2 separate regions of the Homo sapiens genome follow, and region 2 is linked to region 1. Evidence: read pairs that join two places in POLR2A ChIA-PET (ENCODE). Cell type or tissue: PC-9. All regions are shown on one strand. Region 1 overlaps FUT8 (fucosyltransferase 8). Region 2 has its middle 76 kb from the start of PLEKHG3.

Evidence for each region. ChIA-PET counts read pairs that join two places held together with the same protein. Peaks named below come from ENCODE experiments on the same cell type or tissue, not always from the same donor. Only the 100,000 strongest peaks of a DNase experiment are listed, where the experiment ranks them.
Region 2: POLR2A ChIA-PET joins it to region 1 with 7 read pairs; 1 of 35 experiments calls an interaction of 5 or more read pairs at or near these places.

What each region holds. Positions count from the first base shown.
Region 1 is chr14:65,528,293-65,533,292 of GRCh38, forward strand. The region is part of intron 2 of FUT8 (fucosyltransferase 8); the gene reads left to right. It also overlaps the pseudogene EIF1AXP2. Among named protein-coding and RNA genes, the nearest start is that of MIR625, 60 kb to the left of the region's middle. In PC-9, no CTCF peak of the experiment used is centred here; no DNase peak of the experiment used is centred here; H3K27ac peaks cover 549 bases.
Region 2 is chr14:64,626,158-64,631,157 of GRCh38, forward strand. No RefSeq gene overlaps it. Among named protein-coding and RNA genes, the nearest start is that of PLEKHG3, 76 kb to the right of the region's middle. In PC-9, no CTCF peak of the experiment used is centred here; a DNase peak (open chromatin) is centred at 3,104; H3K27ac peaks cover 1,143 bases.

The DNA.
Region 1 (5,000 bases):
TCAGACTGCTGTGCTAGCAATGAGCAAGGCTCCGTGGACATGGGACCCTCCGAGCCAGGCGCGGGATATAATCTCCCGGTGTGCCATTTGCTTAAGACCATTGGAAAAGTGCAGTATCAGGGTGGGAGTGACCCGATTTTCCAGTGTCATCTGTCACAGCTTCCCTTGGCTAGGAAAGGGGATTTCCTGACCCCTTGAGCTTCCCAGGTGAAGCGATGCCTCACCCTACTTCAGCTCACGCTTGGTGGGCTGCACCCACTGTCCTGCATCCACTGTCTGACAATCCCCAGTGAGATGAACCTGGTACCTCAGTTGGAAATGCAGAAATCACCTGTCTTCTGCGTCGCTCAGGCTGGGAGCTATAGACTGGAGCTGCTCCTATTTGGCCATCTTGGAACCATTGAGGATCAAAATAAAATTGATAAGATACACAGAAGACTGGTTAACTTTCTGTATGACAATGAAGCCATATAACTTAAGGGAAACTGAAGTTATATGGCTTCATTGGAAACTTGGATGTAAATCTTTGAATTTAATTTAGATATCATCAAGATCTTTATCATCATCTTGAGTATCATAAGATACTGGATTTTATCATCTCTAGGACCAAGTATATTGGTTTTATTGATTTTAGCAGATTCTAGAAACTTGCCATATGCCTTTAGACTTCTAGCTTCATGTGCATGGTATTTTAAAATAACATCAGATTTGTTATCCTAATAGTCTCACAGACCAACCAGTATAATGTCTGAGGTATTTATTCACTTCTTTTTTCTCAATTTTCCTCTCATATGACATAACCTCTTTACACCATCAAAGCACATTGATTCTAATCATCTGTTTTCCTTCATTTTGATTACCTACTCTTGTCTATCCCCTTTATATACCAACTCTCCTTTTTGGGGTTCTTATTTTTACTCCTGCCTCTATTTTTCTTTTTCTTTTTCTTTTTTTTTGACACAGAGTTTCACTCTTGTTGCCCAGGCTGGAGTGCAGTGGCACAATTTTGGTTCACCGCAACCTCTACCTCATGGGTTCAAGCGATTCTCCTGCCTCACCCTCTGGAAGAGCTGGGATTACAGGTGCATGCCACCACACCCTGCTAATAGTTTTTATTTTTAGTAGAGACGGGGTTTCACCATGTTAGTCAGGCTTGTTTCGAACTGCCGACATCAGGTGATCCATCCATCTTGGCCTTCCAAAGTGCTGGGATTACAGGCGTGAGCCACCACGCCCGGCCTCCTGCATCTGTTTTTACCTCCCTTACCTTACTCTTGGGCATGGCAGCAATGGCAGCCTTACGGTGTCCTGGACTCCTCTCTGGTGGTTGTGTTGGCTGTGGTGGCTGCTATTTTGAGGGGTGTGCATGAATATGTAGTCCCAGGAGGCTTGGTCACTTAGCGGGGGATGTTTTGCAACCAAGGTCTTTAGAGGCATGCTCAGTGGCAGCAAATCTTTAACTTCTTTTTTCATCTTTTGTTTTTTGTGCTAACATTTTTAAGGTTTTCTAGGGCAGTCTAGAGTAACATTTACTCTTGTGCATTCTTACCCTCATTTCTAAGATGGACCTCTATTGAGTGACTCTCTGTTGGATGTCCCAAGGATTCATTGAGGACTCTGTCTTGCCTGTGAGAACTTAAATGATTCCTGGCCCTTTGTGAGCTCTGGAAATTACTCAGCACTAACTACATCATAATTTTTCTTTCCTGGAAATTGGTTTTGCTCTGTATCATTGGTTTTTACCCTATGCACATGTAGATTAGTATTGATATTCAGGTAATTTAAGGATATCCTTTTTTTAAAGAAAATAGGTCTTTCTGTAACTCTCTCACTTCAGGAACTTTCCCCCAAAATTCTTGTTGTGTTGGCCTTTCTGTATTATGACCTCTTGTGTTTTTTAACTCAGCAATGGCACTAGATTCTATTAGGGTTTCACCTCCTACATACTACAGTCCCAAAAGTGCTTTCAGAGAGAAATCTCAGGCAATTATAGGGCTCACCTTTTTGTTTGTTTGTTTCCCTTATTACAGAAATCAGTTTTGAGCTGATTTTCAATGTCAGATCATCAGTTGTGCAATGTCATATACATTGTTTGTCCAGTTTTCTAGTTGTTTACATTTGGAGGGTAATTCTCGATCCTATTACTGCTGCATGGGTGAAGGTAGAGGTCTCCTAATACTTTTAAAATTGAGAAAATCCTTAGCAAGTGATATGTCTCACCCATTTCAAAGTGAGTTCAAATGCTATTATATGTAAAATTTCATTTTTAAATGTTATTTAAATTAATTTTAGTAACAACATTTGTGTTATTCTTTCATACATAGCTGTTAAGTAAAGCCTGCTTTGGCTGCTTTTCATCTAATATTAGTTACCAGTCAACTGATGCGTTAAATTAAAGTTGATATAACTCTAATGATTTATAAGAGTTGAATCTTTTTAGTACTTTAATGCCCTACTGAAGATCACTGCCTGTTTTATGGTGCTCTTGCGTGTATGCTCTTACGTTCTCTCTCTCGCTCTTTCTCTCTCTCTCTCTCTCCCTCCCTCCCCCTCTCTTCCTCTCTCCATCTCTCCCCAGAATTTGATGTAACAACACCAAAAACCTCATGACTTTACCATATTTTACTGTATCTCAACAGATAGAATATAAGACCAATTTTTTTATTGGTAAAAAGTATGGGAACTTTTTACCAATAAAAAAATTGGTCTTATATTCTATCTGTTGAGATATAGTAAAATATGGTGTTTAAGTTTACTACTTCTTACTCTTTCAAATTCCTTCAAGTAGCTTAAAAGCATTGGAAATTGTAAGCAGAATGCTAATGTAAATTGGTGGGAAGTAATTGGGAATGTCTCATTAAATATGACATTAAAAAAAGGACGTTTAAAAATTTTTTTCGAAAGGATATGAGGTACTCACGAAAGATTTAAATTAATGGCTCTTATGCTTATGATTGAGTCATTTGGTGACATTAGCTTCATTCTTTATTATTTAGTGCTTACAATATTTGAGTTCCTGTACTAGGTGTGAAGTGTACCATATCTGATTATTATATGTCTATGCTATTCTTAGAAGAGGAACTTGAAAATCTTAGGGGAGTGTTTGAAGATGAGCCAGTTAATTAGCATTGTGATTTAGGTGTTGTGTGCCCAGGGCATCAGAATTGTACATTGTGAGTCTTAAAAAAAAATGAGGAAATGTAGAGCCATAATTTGGATACCTCTGAAGAGATGAGGGTCAGGGTTGTAATTTTAGGTGAGAAAACTACAAATGCATTAATTCTGACAAATGGCCACAAAATTTGATTTCATTACCTTTTACTATTTTTGAACTATTAGTTTAGGTTCAGAGGTATCTGTACAGGTTTGTTATATACGTAAACTTGTGTTATGGGGGGTTTGACATACAGATTATTTCATCACCCAGGTACTAAGCCTAGTACCCAATAGTTATGTTTTCTGTTCCTCTCCCTGCTTCCACTCTCCACCCTCTGGTAGGCTCCATTGTCTATTGTTCCTTTCGTTGTGTTTATGTGTTCTCATCATTTAGCTCCCACTTATAAGTGAGAACATGTGGTATTTGGTTTTCTGTTCCTGCATTAGTTTGCTAAGGATAATGGCCTCTACTTCTATCCATGTTACTGCAAAGTACATGATCTCATTTTTTTTTATGACTGCATAGTGTTCTGTTGTGTATATGTACCACATTTTCTTTATCCAGTCTACCCTTGATAGGCATTTAGGTTGATTTCATGTCTTTGCTATTGCAAATAGTGCTTCTGTGAACGTAGGCATGCATGTGTCTTTATGATAGAATGATTTATGTTCTTTTGGTTATATACCCAGTAATGGGATTCCTGGATCGAATGGTAGTTCAATTTTTAGCTCTTTGAGAAATGGCCACACTGCTTTCCACAGTGGTTGAACTAATTTTACACTCCCACCAACAGTGTGTAAGCATTCTCTTTCCTCTGCAACCTTGCCAGCATCTGATTTTTTTTACTTTTTAATAATAGCCATTCTGACTAATGTGAGATGGTATATCATTGTGGTTTTGATTTGCATTTCTTTAATGATTAGTGATGTTGAGTGTTGATCAATGTTGGGCTTTTTTTCATATACTTGTTGGCTGTATATATGTCTTCTTTGGAAAAGTGATCACATCCTTTACCCACTTTTTAATGTGTTTATTTTTTTCTTGTGAATTTGCTTAAGTTCCTTATAGATGTTGGAAATTAGACCTTTGTCAGATTCATAGACCTTTACAGTTGCAAAATTTTCTGTCATTCTGTAGGTTGTTTGTTTTCTCTGTCGATAGTTTCTTTTGCTGTAGAGAAGCTCTTTAGTTTAATGAGATCCCATTTGTCAGTTTTTGCTTTTGTTGCAGTTGCTTTTTGTGTCTTTGTCATGAAATCTTTCCCAGGTCCTATGTTCAGAATGGTATTGCCTACGTTGTATTCCAGGCTTTTTCATAGTTTTGGGTTTTAAGTCTTTAATCCGTCTTGAGTTGATTTTTGTATGTAGTCTAAGAATGTGTCCAGTTTCAATCTTCTGCATACGGCTAGCCGGTTATCCCAGCATCATTTTATTGAATAGGAAATCCTTTCTCCATTGCTTGTTTTTGTAGGCTTTGTTGAAGATCAGATGGTTGTAGATATGCAGTCTTATTTCTGGGCTCTTTGTTCTGTTCCATTGGTCTGTGTGTCTGTGTTTTTTGTTTTGTTTTGTTTGTTTACCAGTACCATGCTGTTTTGGTTACTATAGTCGCATGATATAGTTGGAAGTTGGGTAGCATGATGCCTCCTGCATTGTTCTTTTTGCTTAGGATTACCTTGGCTATTTGGGCTGTTTTTTGGTTTCATATGAATTTTAAAATAGTTTCTCTAATTCTGTAAAATGTCGTTCGTAGTTTGATAGGAATAGCATTGAATTTGTAAATTGCTCTGGGCAGTATGGCAATTTTAATTTTAATGACATTGATTTTTCCTGTCCACGATCAT
Region 2 (5,000 bases), 900 kb before region 1:
GTGTGGGAGTTGCCTTTTATTTTTACCTGTGTATTTATTCATCTGGATTGTATGATAACTCTAAGAGGACAGGTCTAGTCTTCACCACTGATACAGTTTGGCTGTGTCCCTACCCAAATCTCATCTTGAATTGTAGCTCCCATAATCCCCACATGTTGTGAGAGGGACCTGGTGGGAGGTAATTGAATCATGGGGACGGTTACCCCCATGCTGCTGTTCCTGTGATAGTGAGTGAGTTCTCATGAGATCTGATGGTTTTTAAGGGCTTTTTTCCCCCCTTTTGCTTGGCACTTCTTGCTACCACCATGTGAAGAAGGACATGTTTGCTTCCCTTTCTGCCATGACTGTTAAGTTTCTGGAGGCCTCCCGAGCCCTGCTGAACTACGAGTCAATTAAACCTCTTTTCTTTATAAATTACCCAGTCTTGGGTATGTCTTTATTAGCAGCATGAGAATGGACTAATACAAACACTATCAGCAAGAAGTGTCATAATGGCACTGCCAAGGGGAGGTGCCCAGTGAGGCTTTCTTCAAATGAAAAGACAATATAAGCTTCAAGAGGGTGAGGTGGAGGGGTTTGCTGTTTTATTTATTGCTGTAACCTCTAGTCTGGGGGTGGGGATCCACTGTGCTATGTTAGAAGCATGATAAGGGAAAGAGAATCACCATCTTTACTGTTCCCATAGGTGTAAAAACCACTTACAGTTCCTTTGTCAGGAGTATTGGAGACCTATGTGCTTGTCACATAGTAGGTACTAAGTAAATATATACTTTTTATTGAATTAAGTAAGCATTTACCCTGATATAGGCTAGAAGCCTTTTTAAAAGGTTATGACCTGGAGAAAGTCATGGCAAAATTTTTGCAGAGCCCAAATTCCAGATCACTCCATCCATTTAACATTTACTGAGTGCCTACTATATGCTGGGCACAATAATAGATGTTTGGGATACAAAAATGAATCAGATATGAACCTGTCTTCAAGAGGGCCACAGGAGGTTTTTTAACTAAGGGGAAAAAAAGCATTGCAGGAGTTGGGCAGAATCAGAGAGGTTGTTTAGAGAAGTGGATAAAAGCATGGGTCCTGGCCTCAGGCAGATGAAGTTTTAAATATTTATCTAAGCCTAAATTTTCTTATCTGTAATGAAGGATAATCATCATTTCTGTTTATTGTAAAGGTTGTTGTGAGAATTAAATGAGCTAATGCATGAGGCTCACTTTGCACACGGCATGGCTTGCACTAAACACAGTAAACACAAAGGGTCCTGATATGGTTTGGCTCTGTTTCTCCACCCAAATCTCATCTTGAATTGTAATCCTCACATGTCGAGGGAGGGACCTGTAATCCCCATGTGTCAAGGGAGGATGATGATTGGATCTTGGGGGTGGTTCCCCCATGCTGTTCTTGTGAGTTCTCACGAGTTCTGATGGTTTTATAAGTGATTGGAAGTTCCTCCTTCACTCTTCTCTGTCCTACCACCTTGTGAAGAAGGTACCTGCTTCCCCTTCCACCATGATTGTAAGTTTCCTGAGGCCTCCCCAGCCATGTGGAACTGTGAGTCAATTAAACCTTTTTCCTTTATAAATTACCCAGTCTCGGCTGGGCAAGGTGGCTCACACCTATAATCCCAGCACTTTGGGAGGCCAAGGTGGGTGGATCACCTGAGGTCAGGAGCAACATGGTGAAACCCTGTCTCTACTAAAAATACAAAAATTAGCCAGGTGTGGTGGCTCATGCCTGTAATCCCAGCTAATTGGGAGGCTGAGGCAGGAGAATAGCTTGAACCCAGGAGGTGGAGGTTGCAGTGAGCCAAGATTGCACCATCGCACTCCAGCCTGGGCAACAAGAGCAAAACTCCATCTCAACAAACAAACAAACAAACAAAAATTACTCAGTCTTGGGCAGTTCTTTAGAGCAGTATGAGAACAGATTAATACAAGTCCCATAGAAAGAGCAGTGTGTTTCACATGGGGAGGCAGTGGTCACAAAAGACTCCTCAGTGGGGGACTCAAGCGAAGTCTCCAAGGATGAGTGGAGGTTCAAGTAGGCAGAGAGGAGGGTGTGTTAGATGGGACGATGTCGAGGAGAACGATACACAGTTCTTCTAGGTCCAGCAGATGAAGGAGCCCCAGGAAGCCACTGGGGGAGGGCTCAGTGCAGAAGCTGCCATGACTACTCCCTACCCAACACACAGCCTTTGGCAGTTTCCGCTCCCCTCCATGGGATCTCTGTAGTGTCACCTATGCATTTAGAGCACCCTGAACCACCACACTGACCCCTAGGATGTGCTTCAGCTACATCCCCAAGCACATGGAAGATATGCACACAGCAATGGGGTGACCATTTGTGAGTTGTCAGACTTCAGCAGGGCGGGGCCAAACACCACCTGAAACTGCCTTGGTGCCAGGCTCTAAGCATTTCACCTATATTAACTCCTTTAACCCTCACAATGAGCCAAGAAGGTAGGTACTATTATTTGTCCCATTTTATAATTGGGAAAACAAAGGCACAGAGAGGTGATGCACTTTGCTTGAGGTCACATAGCTAGGAAATGGTGGAGGAAGGCTTAAAGACAAGGCAGTCTAGTCCAGAGGTGGGGCTTCTAGCCACCATCCTATGCTGAAAGCATGATAAGGGGTAGAGAATCACAGTCTTTACTGTTTCTATGGGTGTAAATACCACTTCAAGTTGCCTTTTGAGGAGAGTTGGAGACCTATGTACAGCTCACTGAAAATCTAAAGACTATCTGCACACTCTTCCCAGAAAACACAAGGTTGCAAATGTAATTCTAGTGGGTTGTGGGTCCCCTGAAGACTATCTGTGGACGCTACAGGCCTGTGAACTTGAGGTTAATGGGTGTGAGATTTCCAGTGTGGCCTGGAGACAGGGGTGGGGGAGGGAAGTGCGTTTGCTGGAGAGTGCCAAGCAGGGGGCAGACTGGTTCTGAGGCCATGGCCAGGCCCAGCTGAGCGCAGATGATGTGCTAGCCAGGCTGGCCGTGACTGCGTGCTGCCCAGCTCACTGCTTAGCTCTTTGGAGATGAAAGTGCTCGCCTCAAACTCTGAATCATCCCTTGCTATTTCTTTACATATTTTTGCAAGAAGGAAGTCTTTATTTGGAATGATTCACGAACATCTTATAAATCAAGAGATACACAAAACAGACTTCAAGGAGCTATAGAAACCTACAGAGACACAGAAGCTATAAAAACAAACTGTTTCCAAGGGCCCTGTGCTGTGGCAAAGCATGTCTCACATGCAGGGAAAAGAAAATTAAAATCAACCCTGTAAGAGATAGATTAGAAATCTAGTTAATATAATGCACAGCTATTTTCTTTTTTAATAAAGGGAGTCAAGGTAATACATACACATGATTAAAAAGTAAGAAATTTGGCTGGGGGCGGTGGCTCAGGTCTGTAATCCCAGCACTTTGGGAGGCCAAGGCGGGTGGATCACCTGAGGTCAGGAGTTTGAGACCAGCCTGACCCACATGGAGAAACCCCATCTCTACTAAAAATACCAAAAATTAGCTGGGCGTGGTGGGCGCCTGTAATCCCAGCTACTTGGGAGGCTGAGGTAGGAGAATCGCTTGAACCCAGCGGGTGGAGGTTGTGGTGAGCCGAGATCATGCCATTGCACTCCAGCCTGGGCAACAAGAGTGAAACTCCGTCTCAAAAAAAAAGAAAAAGGTAAGAAATTTGGAAAGTCCAGCAATAAAATCCAACAGCTGCATCTCTCCCCAGCTGAAGTCCCAAACTCTAAACGTAACTACTTTTACTTTTTCTGCTTTTGCTGCTTCTGGGAGCTACCTTTTTCCCTCTAAATAATATGCTTACCTTCTGTTGTTCTGCTCCGACAGACTAGGATTTAGATATGTCACCACCCTGTGACCCCACCATTTCTTTAGAGCTAAATTCCTATTTTTCACTCTATTGCATTGGTTAAGAATGTAACTTTGAAATGCAGTTGGCCCTCTGTACCTGTGTGTCCTGAATTCTTGGGCTCAATCAATCACAGATCAAAAGCATTTGAGAAAAAAAATGACATCTGTACTGAACATGTACAGACTTCTTGTCATTATCCCCTAAACAACAGAGTATAACAACTATTTACATAGCATTTACATTGTATTAGGTATCATAAGTAACCTAGAGATGATTTATATGGGAGGATTTATGATTTATAGTGGAGGATTGCATGGGTTATATGCAAATACTACACCATTTATATCAGGGACTTGAGTATCTGCAGATTTTGGTGGAGGGTCCTGGAACCAATCCCCCATGGGTACCGAAGAACAACTGTATATATACTTAAGTCTCTATCTCTCATTCATTCCACTTTTGCGAATCTGTCTTGTTTCCCTACTGTACAGATGAGAAAAGGAGGTTTGGAAAGATCATCCCTTGCCCAAGACCACATAGTTGGTAAATGGTAGAGCTGGATACAAGCCCAGGTCAGCCCCTACCATCCCCAGACTACAACTACTGTGGTCCCCGAGACATTTTTGCCTGACACCTATCCCTGAAGGGGTCAGCTGCTATTTTTACACCTGTTACTATGCAGAAAGAGAAGTCTCCCCCAGGACTCAGCTCTGCTGTGGATACCACATTAGCAGGTGGAAGAGGGGGGTTTACAGAATGGATTGCAGAGGACAGCAGTTCAGTCCTGGAAGTCTTGGACCCATTTGAATTCCGTCATTCTCTTGTTGCCAGAAGCAGGATTAAGAGTTACTCCAGGTTATTTTAAACCAATAAAGGTTGTCAGGTGGCAGTCTGCTCAGAGGTTCCCTGTTCAGCACTGTCACTCAATAGTAGCAAAAGACAACAAAGGTGTGGAAGTGAGTAGCTCTTTGCCTAGTGTCCTGCCCCAAGTCTGGAAAGACAGTAGAGGTCTCACTGGTGTCACCCTCACTGGGAGTCTCCCTCCTCTATGGAATGGTGGAAGACTGTTCTCATCACTCTTTGATAATTTAAATCCCAGATCAGACCTGGGTACAGCTG